3 separate regions of the Homo sapiens genome follow, and all the other regions are linked to region 3. The links are chromatin contacts, found by Hi-C or POLR2A ChIA-PET in ENCODE. All regions are on one chromosome and are shown on one strand. Each heading gives the region's core, a stretch centred on a gene start or an enhancer-like site at or near the end of the contact. The rest is flanking DNA. Distances are from core to core; before and after follow the strand shown. Region 1 holds the start of PPP1R9B (protein phosphatase 1 regulatory subunit 9B). Region 2 holds the start of XYLT2 (xylosyltransferase 2). Region 3 holds the start of TOB1 (transducer of ERBB2, 1).

Region 1 (4,195 bases), core at 556-3,055, 720 kb before region 3:
GCGGGTTCCGCGGAGCGGCGGGGCGGGGCAGCAGGCGGAGGAACCTGAGGGCAGGTCGGGGCAGGCCACCCCCCTCGCACACCTGAAAATCCCTCTCTGACAAACAGCTGGAACTCCCCCACGCCCCCCTGAGGGTGGGAACTTCTGGGAAGGGGGCTGGGTGGCAGGGGCTGACTCAGCCTGCCAAACCCGGCTGGCTGGCTGGCGAGCGGGGGCGGCCGCGTGCACGTGGCAGGGGCGGCGCGGGGGCAGGGCGGGGGGGCTCACTTACTTGGATGGGCGCCGTGCTGAAATGGATCTTCCGGCTCGGGGCTGGGTCCTCCTCCTCCGACAGCCCCGGGATCTCCACGCACCCCGACTCGGGCTCGTAGGGGGGCTCCCCATCCTCCTCGTCGTCTTCGTCGTCCTCCTCCAGGGCACTGCCCGCAGAGTCCTCCCCGAGCCCACTGTAGGCGCTCACGTCCACCAAGTCCGCCTCCGAGAAGTCCTCCTTCTTGGATTCATCTACCTCCTCAGGGGCCACGTCCGGGGCCCGGCCATTGCCCACCCCCCTCTCTGGCGGCGCTACCGCCGCCGCCTCCTTCTCCGGGGCCGCTTGGGCCTTTGGCTCCTCGGGCGCGGGGCTGGCTGCAGTTGCCACGGTGCTGCCATTCTCCAGGGCCGCGTGGACCGTAACCTCGGCCTGGATCACCTCCCCGGGCGCCGACTCGGCCTCCGACTCCCCGCTCTCCTCCACCTCCACCGGCTTAATCTTGCGCACCTCCCGGGGCTTGGGGGGCGGCCGGGCAGGGGCCACTCGGTGCTGCGGGGGCTGCTGCCCTGCGGGGCATCGCTCTTTCTCGGCCGGGGCATCCCCCGACGGGGCGGGCGGCGGCGGCGGCGGGGGCTGGAACACCCGGGACCGCTTGCTGACCAGCTTCGAGTTGACCTGGGGAACCCCTGCGGCCCTGGGGAGCCCGGGCCCGCGGTGGAGGCCGGTCCTCGAGTCGGCCTTCTCGAAGACGGCGCTGAGCTGGCTGACCGTGGGGGACACGGCGTCAGCGTCCAGCTTGTCCAGCGCCTCGGTGCTGCCGTTGAAGCGCACCACGACGTCCAGCTTCCGGTCCTGCAGGCCGGCGCGCTCCTGCCTCAGCAGCCGCCGCGCCGCGGCCTCCTTGTCGCCGCCTGCGGCCGCTGGGGCGCTCCGTTCGAACAGCTTCCGCGTCTCCTGCAGCCGGGACGGCGGGTGCGGCGGCGGCGCAGGCTGCGCGGAGGGCGCGGGCTTGGAGTCGAAGCGGCTCACGCGCTCCGACACGCTGGTGCCCAGCTTCAGCAGGGCGCTGTGGTCCACGTTCTCGTTCAGGCTGCTGGCCCGCGGCAGCGACAGGCGCACGCCGCGCTCGGACGCCCGTGGGGCCTCGGCCAGGCCCGCGCCGCCGCCCGCCTCGCCCGAGGGCCCCGCCGTCGTGCCCATCTGCAGGAACATACTTTTGATGCGGTGGACGTTGGAGCCATATTTCTTGTGGTGGGCCCCCTTGGGTGCCTCGTCGGGCCCGGGCGCGTCGGGCGGCTTCAGCGCCTGGATGCCCGCCTCGTAGGCGCTGCGGTGCGGGGAGGCGCTCCGGAGGGGACCCCCGGGCCCCCGTGGCTCCGTCTTCATCATGGTGGGGGGAGCCGGGTTCGCATGCCCCTGCTCCCCGCTCCCCCGCTTCAACAGGCGGCTGGCCAAGTCGGGACCACCGCCCCCTCCCCCCGATAAAAGAAACCCCGAAGGCCTTTTTTAGGGTCCCCCCAAAACCAAGCTGCCAAAAACAGTTAATCCCGCTTTAAAAAAAAAAATGAAAAAAAAAAAATCTCCAAGCGCCCTGTGTGTGGGTCGCCTCCCCCAATCAAGCTGCCGAAGACAGCCAGCCCCGCTTCAAAAGCCCGAGCGGCCTGGTACGGTCGCCCCCACCCAAATTAGCAAAGCGGCGTCTGGGGCCGGTGGGAGCGCGCGCCCTGCCCGCGAAGCAGCCGCGGTGTCGCCGGCTCACATCGTCCGAGACGGTGTCAGCGGGGCTGGCAGCCCGGGCGTCCCCCAGTCCGGCCGGAGGCCTCGGCTCTCGGGGGGCCCGGCACCCCAACGCCCATGGCTGCTCCGCCGGCCCGGGCCGCTCCGCCGCCGCGCCTCCCTCCCTCCCTCCCTCCCCCCCGTGCCCCGAGCCTCGGTCTTTCTCTGGCTTTGCCCGAGCGGCGGCTGCCGGAGACCGAGCGGCTGCCCTTCTCGCAGCCGCCGCTGGGGGACTGGCACCTCTGGGTCCTAAAGGGATCGGATTTCCGGGGCCGGAGCCTGTGAGCCCTCCCCTTCCCCTCCACCCGAACGGATCCCCTCCCCTCCCCAGCCCTCGCGGAGAGCCTTCCGCTGCCCCCGGACGTTGGCCAGCACTCTTCAACCTGCTTCCATCACAACTTCTGACTGCGGTCACAACCCACAGAACCGCACCTCCATGAAATATTGGGGGGAGGCAGTACATCCACGATGGTCTCAGTGTGAGGGGAGGGGGTTTGTAGGGAGGGGCAGAGGTTCATTCTTCAGTGTCCTCGGAGCTAGCTCTTCGGTGTGCTTCAAGCCTTTAGCATCAGAATCGCTGGGCACTTGGTAAAAATGCAGATTTCTGGGATCTCTCTCGAACCTTGTGAAGGAGAATCTCCGAGGCTGAACCCAGGAATCTGCATTTTAACACTTCACTACAGGCAATCTTTGGCCCCCTTGGAGGTGTGAAACCTTGGTCCAGCGCTGGTGACCTTTCGATGGTGGGGGAGGGGTGGTGAAGAAAGGAGGTGAACCCCGTCATCCAAGTAGCAGGGGATCACCAAAACTGCCGAAGTCTGGAAAGGATGTCCTGTCGCCTGTCTGCTGTGCACCCGTCTTCAGGCCCCTACCCTGGCACTCCTGCCTCTCAAACCGGAAGGAAGGGTTTGGGAGCAGGAATTCGAGAGGCCTGGGGCCAAAGTTTCGCCAGTGAGAGCTCTAACTTGGGTCTCTGATTTAAAGGATCCTGGCCACTGTGTTCCGGTTGGGGTGGGGGGGTGGGGAGGGTGACAGTGACTTACACATCCCCTGTCCTGGCAACCCAGAAAGCTGTTTGATGCCCTCTGCACCCCCCGCATACACAGCTAGGGTGCTGGCGCTGCCTGGGCCCTGGGTGTGAGAGTCCGCCCTCTGGACAGGTCCAGGTGAGCTGGTTCATTCCACACATCCCAGAAACTGGTGAACACAATGGGCCCTAGGACCCAGAGAACAACTCAGGCACAAAGCCTCCCCCCACTCCCAGCTGCTTCCTGCATCTCAGGCCTTTCTGCGGCCTCTGCCTCCTCCCCCGCCCTCTTCCCCTCCATCCTCTTCCTCCTTTTCCTAATCTCCCACTCTCTCCCCCCTGGCCTGGAAGGGCTGGCAAAGGGAGCCCTCCTACCACTCCACTGCAGGGGTGTGTGTGGGTTTTGTGGGATATTAACGCGTTACCATGTGCAAAAGAGCTTAGAGTACAGCGTGGGGGATGGGGTGTGGGGAAGCCGCCTGGGAACCCTGGATATTGGGATCGGGAGGGGCCAGGAACCGCAGGACTGATCCTGAGGCTGGTGCTAAGGAAGAGGGAAGATCTAGGTTGTGAGCTAGAGCCGGAAGTGAACCCAGACCTCACACTTTCCAAATGCCACCTGCATCTTTGCCCAGTTGCCCAGGAAACTTACCCCTCCCCAGTTTTGCACTTTGGGATGGTGCAGGGTGAAGAAGTCTGTCTCCTAACCCTTCTTAGAAGGCCTCTGTCAGGAGCAAGCTTTGGGACTTAGATTTCCAAACTCAAGATTGGGTCTTGAAAACCCCTCCCCACAGGCCCCCCAACCCCAATATAGAAGTCCGGAGAAGACAGAAACCTCACCCAGTTGGGGTTTGGAAGTTTGTACAATGTACTCAGAAGCTCTTGTGTGGATTGGAGGAGGGCGCAGGCCCCTGTGTTCTGCCCAGAATCTCCCACACCCTTGGTGGTAGATCATCTTAACTGGTCCCAGCCCAAGGGGTCTGTGCCCACGCGTCTGGCCAGGTGGGGAAGCCCCCAGTTTCTGAGGGTGGGAGAAGGAGCTGAGAACCAGCTACCAGGCCCAGAGACCCTCGGACTCCCAGCATTTCCGGTAGCAGCTTAGAGCAAACTGGAATTACAGGGGTGCTCTTGGGTCTCCC
Region 2 (4,529 bases), core at 1,892-4,391, 520 kb before region 3:
CGCAAAGGTAGCATCCAGAGGGAAAGCCAGGATCAGGGCCAGCAGACAGCCTAGTAAAGTGTCAATCAGAAGGAACTGGATGGATAAGCAGAAAGCAGATAAAGGCCACGGGACAGAGCCCGAGGAGATGCTTGGAGGCACAGCCTGGAGGTTTTCCTGCAGGGACCTCCATGCCTGCTGGTGTTGGACCAAATTCGGACTCTAGCTGCTGCAAATGCATTTGAAAACATTCAGCATACATGCCTCATAAAGTAGCCCTAAAAATGAAGACTATAAGGATCATTTCTTCACATAAGAAAGAATATATCATGCAGGCAGCCCAATTATGACTAAAGACTGCTTTCCTATTCTGCTTTTCTGAAAACCATTTTGTATTTTCAAGACTTTTTACAATAAAAGAAAAAAGCACAATGGAACCTATTAGAGAACCCGAAGAGGAGACAGAGGGAAACAATGATTCTTGCAATTTATATGGTGAAATCTAAGCCAGTCTATGCATGCTATACCTCAATAATCTGGGATTTTATTTTTAATTATTTTTTAGAGACAACTTGCCATGTTGCCCAGGCTGGTCTCAAATTCCTGGGCTCAAGCGATCCTCCTATCTCAGCCTCCTGAGTAGCTGGGAATTACAGGCACCACAATAACCAGATAACGAATTTGTTTAAAAAAAAAAAAAAAAAACAACAGTGGGCTGGGCTCGGCGGCTCATGCTTGTAATCCCAGCACTTTGGGAGGCCGAGACAGGTGGATCACAAGGTCAGGAGTTTGAGAATAGCCTGGCCAACATGGTGAAACCCCGTCTCTACTAAAAATACAAAAATAAGCCGGGCATGGTGGCGCGCACCTATAACCCCAGCTACTCGGGAGACCAAGGCAGGAGAATTTCTTGAATCCGGGAGGCAGAGGTTGCAGTGAGCCGGGATTGTACCACTGCACTCCACCCTGGGTGGCAGAACGAGACTCAAAAAAAAAAAAAAAAAAAAAAAAAAAAAAAAAAAGCCAGGCGCGGTGGCCACGCCTGTAATCCCAACACTTTGGGAGGCTGAGGTGGGCAGATCATGAGGTCAGGAGATTGAGACCATCCTGGCTAACACGGTGAAACCCCGTCTCTCCTAAGAATACAAAAAAAAAAAAAATTAGCCAGTCGTGGTGGTGGGCGCCTGTAGTCCCAGCTACTACTTGGGAGGCTGAGGCAGGAGAATGGCGTGAACCTGGGAGGCAGAGCATGCAGTGAGCCGAGATCGCGCCACTGCACTCCAGCCTGGGCAACAGAGCAGACTCCGTCTCAAAAAAAAAAAAAAAAAAAAGAGAGAAATGGGGGAAAGGAAAGGAAAGGATAGCCACTAAAATGTTAATGATGATCATCTTAAGGGGTGGGATTGTAGGTGACTTTTACTTTTTTTCTTATTCGTTTAGTGTTTAAATGTTATATAATGGATATTTATTACTTATATAATCAGTGAAAAATAAAGCTATTTTCATTGTTGTGGGGGGAATTCTTGGCAGGTAGAAGTCCCTAGAGGATCTGATTTAATGAGCACACAAGATCAATATTTAATTAACATATCAATTGCCGGGATGTCAACTGATGTTTTCCAAAATCATTGAAGTGTAGGCTCTCTTAAGTAGCCAAACTGTCGTCGGAAACATAGTTTACAATTCTCCCATTTAACAAACGCGGAGGAACAGAATGATTACAAATGCTAAAGCGCAGAAGACGATTAAAGGAGGTTATTTATGTACCATCAAATGCTTGTGTATCCTGTACACATCAGTTTAGAATTCTCTCATCAACCCAACCTTGTGGCAACTTCCAAACCCCTCCATCATGGCCTTCTAACTTTTCAAACTTTTTTTTTTGTAAGCCACTTCTCTTTCCAGACCTCTCTGTAGTGGTTCCTAACGTCTTCCCTTTAAACCTTCTAACTTGTGTTTGCTATTTTTATGACTTCCTCCTCCCAGTGCCTGGCTTCCCCAGCTGGGGATTCACCTTGCTTTGGTGGCCACTGTTTTGCTCTTCTCGCCTTCCCTCTCTCCATGGGCCTGCCAGGCTTAGGGAAGGCCGCAGGTGCTTAGACCTTGTCCAATGCGGTGCTCATTGAACACGCCGGGTTCTCAAACAAATGTTAGGGACAGCTGGTTAGACGGGAATCTGGGCCTCCCCTGCTTGCTTTCCGCAACATTTCTTGAGCATTGCTGGGTGTCCAAGGCAGGGCGAGATCCCAGAGCAGTCACGACCGGATGTATGATTGGTGCTCACTGCACAGTGCTGGGGACGCACAGGGAGGATGCCACTGATGGTGTAGGGGGTGGGGACTTGGCAGAGGGAGCAGCATGTGTCGAGGTCTACTGGTTCTCCAAGTTTGGTCCCAGAGCAAAGGCATCAGCATCACCTGGGAACCTGCTGAAAATTCTAATGCTTAGGCCTCACTACCGACCTACCAAAGCAGACACTCTGGGGGAGGGAGGAGGGGCACTAAAAATCTGTTTTATCAAGACCTCCAAGAGACTCCAACACACGCTAGAGTAGTTTGAGAACCACGACTCTGGGAGCGGCCTGAGGATGCTTAGGATGAGCGCAGAGCGGAAAGGAGGATTCGTGAAGGCTCTCTGATGCCAGTCAAGGGGTTAGACTTTGCCCCGCAGGTGCGGCCTCCAGGTTTTTAAGCAGACGCCTGTGGCTCTCACACGCCCTCTCCCAAGGCGGCGTCTCTGGGAGCCCTGGCGTTCCCTGGGCCCCCGGGACCGAGAGCTTACCCGCGTGGGACTGAACTCGCCCACGACCCCCGACACCAGGCAAGAGAGGTTGTGCCGCAGACCCTCCACTCCCCAGCACCAGGCGCTCGCCGTCCAGGTGGAGGGGAGCACACGTGGGAGCCAGGGGCACCGGCGGAGACACGAGCGCAGAAGGCACGCGCTCAAGCCCACGCCCGCGACTGCCGGGACTGAAGGTGTTGCGAGCCCCGGCTCCACCCCTAGCCTGCGGTGCGCCGTGCTTTGGCCCCGCAGGCCCCGCCCCCGGCCCCGCCCCGGCGCGCGCCCGGCCCGCCTCCCTAGGCGTGGAGGAGGGGGGGCGGCTCAGCCCCGCGCCCGTGCGCGCGCTCGCGGCCGGGTTGCAGGGCTGGGCGCGCGCCCCGCGTCCCGGGCAGGAAGATGGTGGCGAGCGCGCGAGTGCAGAAGCTGGTGCGGCGCTACAAGCTGGCGATTGCCACGGCGCTGGCCATCCTGCTGCTGCAGGGCCTGGTAGTGTGGAGCTTCAGCGGCCTGGAGGAGGACGAGGCGGGCGAGGTGCTCCGACGGCCGGGCGGGCGGGCAGGCCGGGCGCGGGGGCGCGCGGGGTCCTGGCGGGGCTGCGGGCGGCCCCAGCCGGGGAAGTGGGGCACGGGCCGCGTGCGTGCGTGCGGGGCGCCGGCGGTCGCCCAGAGCGGAGCATCCGGCCCCCGGCACTCCCTTCCCCAGCAGGCCTAGGGAGCTGCGCGCGGGGGCAGTGCGTGACCTGGAGACCCGGGCCCTGGTGGATTGGGAGTCGGGCGGGGGGAGCAGGTCATGCTAGGGTGGTCTCCGGCCAAGGGAGCGATGAAGGTCAGGCGCGGCGAGCGGGGCTGGGAGGCGGGGCTGGGCCCGAACCTGCTCGGAGGTGGGGAGCCCCAGGCCAAACTTTCTGAAGTTGGGAGGGGGCGGGGATATGCGCGCCGTGGGCGGAGGAGTAGGGCCAAGGGACTCAGGGCGTCCTTCCCCAGCTGAGCCCGAGGGGCAGCGGCCGGTGAGGAAGGGGAGCTCGGGGGTGGAATTCAGGCCTGGGACAAAGTGTGTACCCGGGAACTGAAGGAACAGGGAGTGACGCCGAAGGAGAGAACTGGAGTATTCCCGAGGTGTGGCTTCCTCAGCCGGGGGTTTGAAGAACCTGGATGGGTCTCCGGAGGGCAGGGAGAGGAGGAACTGAGCTGGTGAGTTGGCCTCAGGACCTTAGGGAATTAGGGAGGGGCCCTCTGGCTTTAAGGGAATGGGGACTGTAACAGAGCCCCAGCCGCAGAGCAGGGGCAACCAACAGCCGTCTCAGCCCCCAAGTCCCTGCCTCGAGGGTCTTTCTCCCTCTTCCCCGATGTGGTTTCAGCGGGAGGCTCAGACACCTCAGCGGTGTGGTGAGGAAGGGTCCATTGGGTCTGGGTTCGTGCTGCGGAGATGGAGAGGACAGGCCACACCACAGCCCTAAGCTGTGGCCCAGAGGTCAGGACCTCCCTGCCCCCAGCGCCCCTGTTCTGCTGCCTCCAGGGCTCCGGGTCAGAGACTCTATCTGCTGCTGTCCTCCGGCAAGCCCCGATACCCGCGACCCCTTACCGCATCTCGCCAGTCTGGAAGGCCTGGTGTGGAGACAGAAGAGCTGCCCTTGCCTTTTTTTGGGAGAACCCAGAGGGTGGGATGGTGATGGGGGCTGGAACAGAGTCACATGAGACCATAACTCCAAAAGGAGGTGGGGGCGGGGGTGGGGCTGGCTCCGTGACATCCGTGGGGTGTAGACCTACAAG
Region 3 (4,672 bases), core at 2,003-4,502:
CATTACTGTACTGGAGAGGACTGAGGTTAAGGGGGCTGTCACCTGGGAACATTCCATTGGTACTACTACCTTGACCCTGCATATTAGGAAAAATAAATTCCTTGGCATTAGGAGAAAGAGCAGAGGTTTTCTGCTGTTGTTGCTGCTGTGGTGGTGGTGGTGGCGGTGGCGGCTGGGCTGGCTGCTGCTGTTGCTGTGGCTGCTGCTGGCTACCCAAGCCAAGCCCATACAGAGAGTGCATTGAGGAAGAGATGGCTTTCTGCTTCAAGAGGTCATTCACATTCAAGCCGAGGTTGATGGGAGAAGTACGTGCAACCTTGTTGCTACGGCCACTATTCTTCATTTTGGTAGAGCCGAACTTGGTGGCAGCAAAAGTGGCAGTGGTAAAGGTTAAAGGCTGAGTGGACCGGGGCATGAAGGTAGGGCTTACAGCAGCAGAGTGACCAAAAGGAGGCGATGGAGAGCTGGACACTGATGAGGCTGGGTCACTTATGGGCATAAAAACCTGGGCCTCTGGGTTAAAGCTGTTTTTGATCTCCTTATCCAACTCACATCCATTTTCATTATTATCATCCACGTAAAGCACCTTCACTGGTCCCTTTTCACCAATTTGGTAAGAAACCTCAAATGGGTCGATCCAAACACTAAGATCCTGTGGCAGATTGCCACGAACATCATCAATGTCCAAACCACTCTCTTTGGATGCTTGTTCAATCACTGGGTCCACTTTCTCCCCTATGTGTATACATCTAAACCCCGATCCTTTGTATGGCTTTTCAGGATACCAGTGCCCTTCATATTTCTTCTTAAGAAGTCTTTCAAGTTCTTCACCAAAAATGTTGACACGTCTCCTGGGAAGCTTATTGTACAAATACGAAATAATAAAATTTAGTGCTACTTGGATTTCAAGCTGCATAGCTGCTACGCCACAAAATTAGGTTTCAACTCCCCCACCAAAAAAAAAAAAAAAAAAAAAAGATGTTCAGTTTGTGGCAGAGAAACAAATTTTCATTCAAAGTGCTGGTATTAGTAGATTATCCTTCACCTTGAGTGATCTTGTTCCTTAAAACAAAAGCAAACATATCCAAATAAGATAAATGTAATATAAGTCCCATGACCTTCCCCCCTCCAAAGTAATTTCACCTTTCAAAATGTCTAAGATCCTGTGTTAGTCTGCTAAGGATAAAAAGAAAAAGAAAATGTCTACTAGGACAGAAAGCCTGAAAACTGTTACTAGCACAAAATAAACATAAAATAGAAAATCGTTTATTAAAGTTTAAAATGACACAGGAAAATGTAGATTTACAAATGAAATAATGCTTTTAAAAACCTGTTTCTGAATAGAGTTCTAAGAAGAAAAATCTCTAGAACATGCATTCTTCTCTCCTCAGTTCTCACAAGAATATTTATTGTACTCAGCATCCTCCCCCCACCCCCATATATATAGATGCCACTTTTAGGTAGTAATTTTTATTGTTATTCACCAACTTAGAAGTGAATCCATGTTTTAGTTTACTTTGGATATATACTGTTTAAATCTGCTCTGTCACTGACATTTAAAAATTTGGTTACGTTAGGAAGATCATTTTAATTTCCATAGTACATGATGCTAAAATTAAAGACACTGAGTACTAAATGAACTTCATCCTAGTAAATAATTATGAACCAAATTATTCTATATAGTTTCGGCCTTAAGTATACTAAGAGCATACAATATAATAAAATCCAGCTTCTCTGGGCCTTTTGTTTTCAATGTGTATTTTTCTAAATCTGAAAATACCTATTCGGCAGCAAGTATAACAAAAGCAAAGACACAAATTAAAACTATTGATTATTCTGTTTAAGGCCAGGGTTTCTGAGTTTTAGTCTGATTTTAAAAAACCTCCGTCTGTCCCTCTCTCCCTCCCTCCCTCTCACGGTAACAGCCGGAGAGGCAAGTATGGTAAGGTCGACCTTTAAACGTTTGCTGGATCAGCACTGGGTGGGGATAAGAAAAGATCAAGGGCAAACAGAAGATATTTGCGAAAGGGATCTATTTGCACACTGAAGTTGATTTAAAAGTACGTTTAAAAATCAAGTTGGTCTTAATTCGTCTGTTCTATTTTCCATATTCGTGGTGACAAAGGGAAAAAGAATCTCTGGCTGCCCCCAAACTACAAACACTTTCCAAGTCAAAAGCCTGAGTGCCGGCAGAGGCAGCTGATTAAGCCCAATTGCTTGAAGGTGCAGCCGAGCGAAATTCAGGCTCGGTGGAAGGTAGTTACAAAGCAACGCCTTAAGACAGGCAGGAGTGTGAAGAATTACATAAACAGCCAGTTAGATCTCATTAGATTTCTGCTCACAGCCCTCGGAGCCCAAGCGCTACAGCAGCAGCAACAGCAAGAGGAGGTGGAGGTGGAGGAGGAAGAGAGTACGAGCCTCCTCGGAGAAGGAGGAGGAAGGCCCGGGAAATGGAAGAGCAACCTCTCCCGGCTGGGCACCCAGCACCGAGCAGGTCGGGGCGCCGGGTCAGCCGCTCCCCTCCCCCGCCGTAACCCGACCCGCTGCTCCCCGCCCCGTGGCCCCCGCCCCGGGCTCCTGGGAGCCGGCCAGAGCCTGGGGGAGCACCGGTTCCTCGGCACCATTTTCAGCCTCGCGGCCACCGGCCCCTCGAACCCCAGCGTTCCACCGCGAGCTCGTCGCTCCTCCGGGCACCCCAACCCCCCAATTCCCGTCAGCTCGCCCCGGGCCGCCCGTCCCCGGCCAACTGCCCAGGACGAGCCCGACGCGCCGGCGGCCCCTCGGAGCCGCTCCCCTCGGGTCCTGGCGCTGCCCCCTCGGCGCCCAGGGCCGCGACCCCGCCGTCCCCGAGCTCCCGAGGGCCCAGGGCTCGACGCCGCTGCAGCCCCTCCTCCGCCGCCTGGGCCCGGGGCTCCCGTCTCCTCGCCGACCCCGCCCGGCGCCCCGAGATACTTACGGGCTGCTTCGGGGCGGCTTGGACCACAGACCCGCGGCTGGGCGGGGAGCAGCGCGGCAGGGCGGGGGCGCGGGAGGGTCGGGAGCGGCGAGCTCGCCGAGTGCAAGACGTTGCCGCTGCGGGGCTGAGGACAGAGGACAGAGGCCTCGGGCAGGCCTTGGGAGATCGCCGTTAGTGGCTCGGGGTGGCGGGCACGGGGGTCAGACGAGCGCGCTCACTTCTCCACACAGCCCGGTGCCCGGCCCAGCGTCCCCGTAGTGCGCCCGCTACACGCCGGGCCAGAGCTTCGCTCCTTCTGCCGCGGCGCGCGCCCCGCCTCTCGTTTTATGGCCTCCTCCCCGCCCCCATCCCCTCCGTCGGGGTGCGCGCGCCCGCTCCGCGTCACACAGCTCCGGCGGCGCAGCCATTCCCCGCGCTCCCCGCCCGGCACCCCGGTCCCCCGCCGGCCGGCTCCGCCCCTGCCCTGCCCCCCGACGCCATTGGCCAAGTCCCGCCTGCCCCTGTCCGGACGCGCGGCGGACGCAGGGGTGGGGAAGCCGCACCCTCCGGGCTCCAGGAGGGCCAATGAACCGACGATCGGAGCACTGGGGACGGAATGAAGAGAACGTCTGGAAAGGGACTGTGGGGGCAGACGTGCCAATGAGAGAGAAAGGGGTGGGGTAGGGCGGCTGACGCCCGGTTTAGGCGGAGAGCGCCGGGCAGAGGGGGAGGGGGACGAAGCTGGTGGCGAAGCGGCTCAGGAGAACCGGGGCTGGAGGAGCGGCAAGAGTACCCAGAAAGTGCCCTCTCCGCGGGGGTCTGCGGCCAAGGAGGATCCTGCTCGTGGAATAGCTACCAAATCGGCCTCCAGCCCACCCCAGGGGCGGGGTAGAGAAAGGGCAAACTGTGACCGGGACTTGTGCACCCGATTAATTGAATATTAATCACCCCAAGGCCTAGGCCAACCGCCACCCAGAGAGTGGCAGCTGCAGAACCCAAAGACGTGGAGCCGGGCTGGGGGTGGGGAAGGGAGGCCGCCACAGCTCCCGCCCCGCCGGCAGTTTAACTGCTTCCGCAGCCTCAGGCCTCCCGGTGCGACCCCGGCTGCGACTCGGATCCGTTTATTCCAAATGTCCCAGCCCACGCCGTGCCCAGAGTGTGGCGACACGAGGCCAAACTGCGTATGTATCTGTGTCCATGTCTACACACACACGCATGCGTGCATTTCTAGGGCTTGCTGGATCGCAGGTGCACAGAATAAACGCGGTGCCTGCTTGTAAAGCGCGTTTAAGATCATTCTTGGCTGAAATATGTGCGGGTACCTAGGGAGTGGGGTAAGAGAGGGACTCGTGGTGGGGGGCGGGTAAGTGCCTTTTTCACAACCTGCCCCAGAGAAATACACGAAATTACATCGGGAGTGGAATCGAGCGTCCCTCTCAGCTAAAAATATTACTCACAGGTAGCAACGACGCCTGATTGGCTGCGCTGGTCCCTTCGCAACGAGGCGATTGGCTGCCTGGTATCCAGGAGACCGACGTCAAACTCGGACTGGGAAAAGGGGAAAGTCTGGGGGGAGCGAAGGAGGGGACGGGGAGAAAGAAGCAATGAATGAAACGCCCATCGCCTGGCCTTCCCCTTTCCCCTTTCCCCTCTCCTCTCCATTCTTGGAGCACTTCCTGGAAAAACACCAGTTGGGGCGCCGCCTTCCCCTCCAAACGTTGGGGCCTGCACTCTCAA

What was found. A loop is a pair of places that touch in the nucleus more often than their neighbours do. ChIA-PET counts read pairs that join two places held with the same protein, here RNA polymerase II (POLR2A). Pooled maps may share reads with other maps.
Region 1: a loop to region 3 is called in a map of naive thymus-derived CD4-positive, alpha-beta T cell, with 8 times the contacts of the local background. The contact joins the promoter of PPP1R9B here to the promoter of TOB1 in region 3. A Hi-C loop is called at or near these places in 2 of 168 maps with a recorded cell type or tissue (gastrocnemius medialis and naive thymus-derived CD4-positive, alpha-beta T cell), 2 of 37 single-sample maps with no recorded cell type and 9 of 50 pooled maps. POLR2A ChIA-PET finds 5 or more read pairs at or near these places in 6 of 52 experiments (Caco-2, GM10248, H1 and 3 more).
Region 2: a loop to region 3 is called in a map with no recorded cell type, with 9 times the contacts of the local background. The contact joins the promoter of XYLT2 here to the promoter of TOB1 in region 3. A Hi-C loop is called at or near these places in 2 of 37 single-sample maps with no recorded cell type and 8 of 50 pooled maps. POLR2A ChIA-PET finds 5 or more read pairs at or near these places in 2 of 52 experiments (CD4-positive, alpha-beta T cell and activated naive CD4-positive, alpha-beta T cell).

What each region holds. Positions count from the first base shown.
Region 1 is chr17:50,148,872-50,153,066 of GRCh38, forward strand. It overlaps PPP1R9B (protein phosphatase 1 regulatory subunit 9B), which reads right to left and starts at 1,806. Exons shown (of 10, transcript NM_032595.5): 1 at 272-1,806. The coding sequence starts at 1,642. All of the region lies in intron 1 of LOC124904025 (a long non-coding RNA gene), which reads left to right. RefSeq lists silencers at 188-307, 1,158-1,267, 1,917-2,006, 2,077-2,166 and an enhancer at 2,177-2,471.
Region 2 is chr17:50,342,985-50,347,513 of GRCh38, forward strand. XYLT2 (xylosyltransferase 2) reads left to right here and starts at 3,142. Exons shown (of 11, transcript NM_022167.4): 1 at 3,142-3,291. The coding sequence starts at 3,157. RefSeq lists silencers at 2,929-3,128, 3,189-3,288, 3,359-3,448, 4,264-4,529.
Region 3 is chr17:50,863,102-50,867,773 of GRCh38, forward strand. TOB1 (transducer of ERBB2, 1) reads right to left here and starts at 3,253. Exons shown (of 2, transcript NM_005749.4): 1 at 2,957-3,253; 2 at 1-1,062. The coding sequence starts at 916. It overlaps TOB1-AS1 (TOB1 antisense RNA 1), which reads left to right and starts at 3,578. Exons shown (of 2, transcript NR_038458.1): 1 at 3,578-4,116; 2 at 4,395-4,672. RefSeq lists an enhancer at 1,869-1,918 and silencers at 2,459-3,068, 3,079-3,588.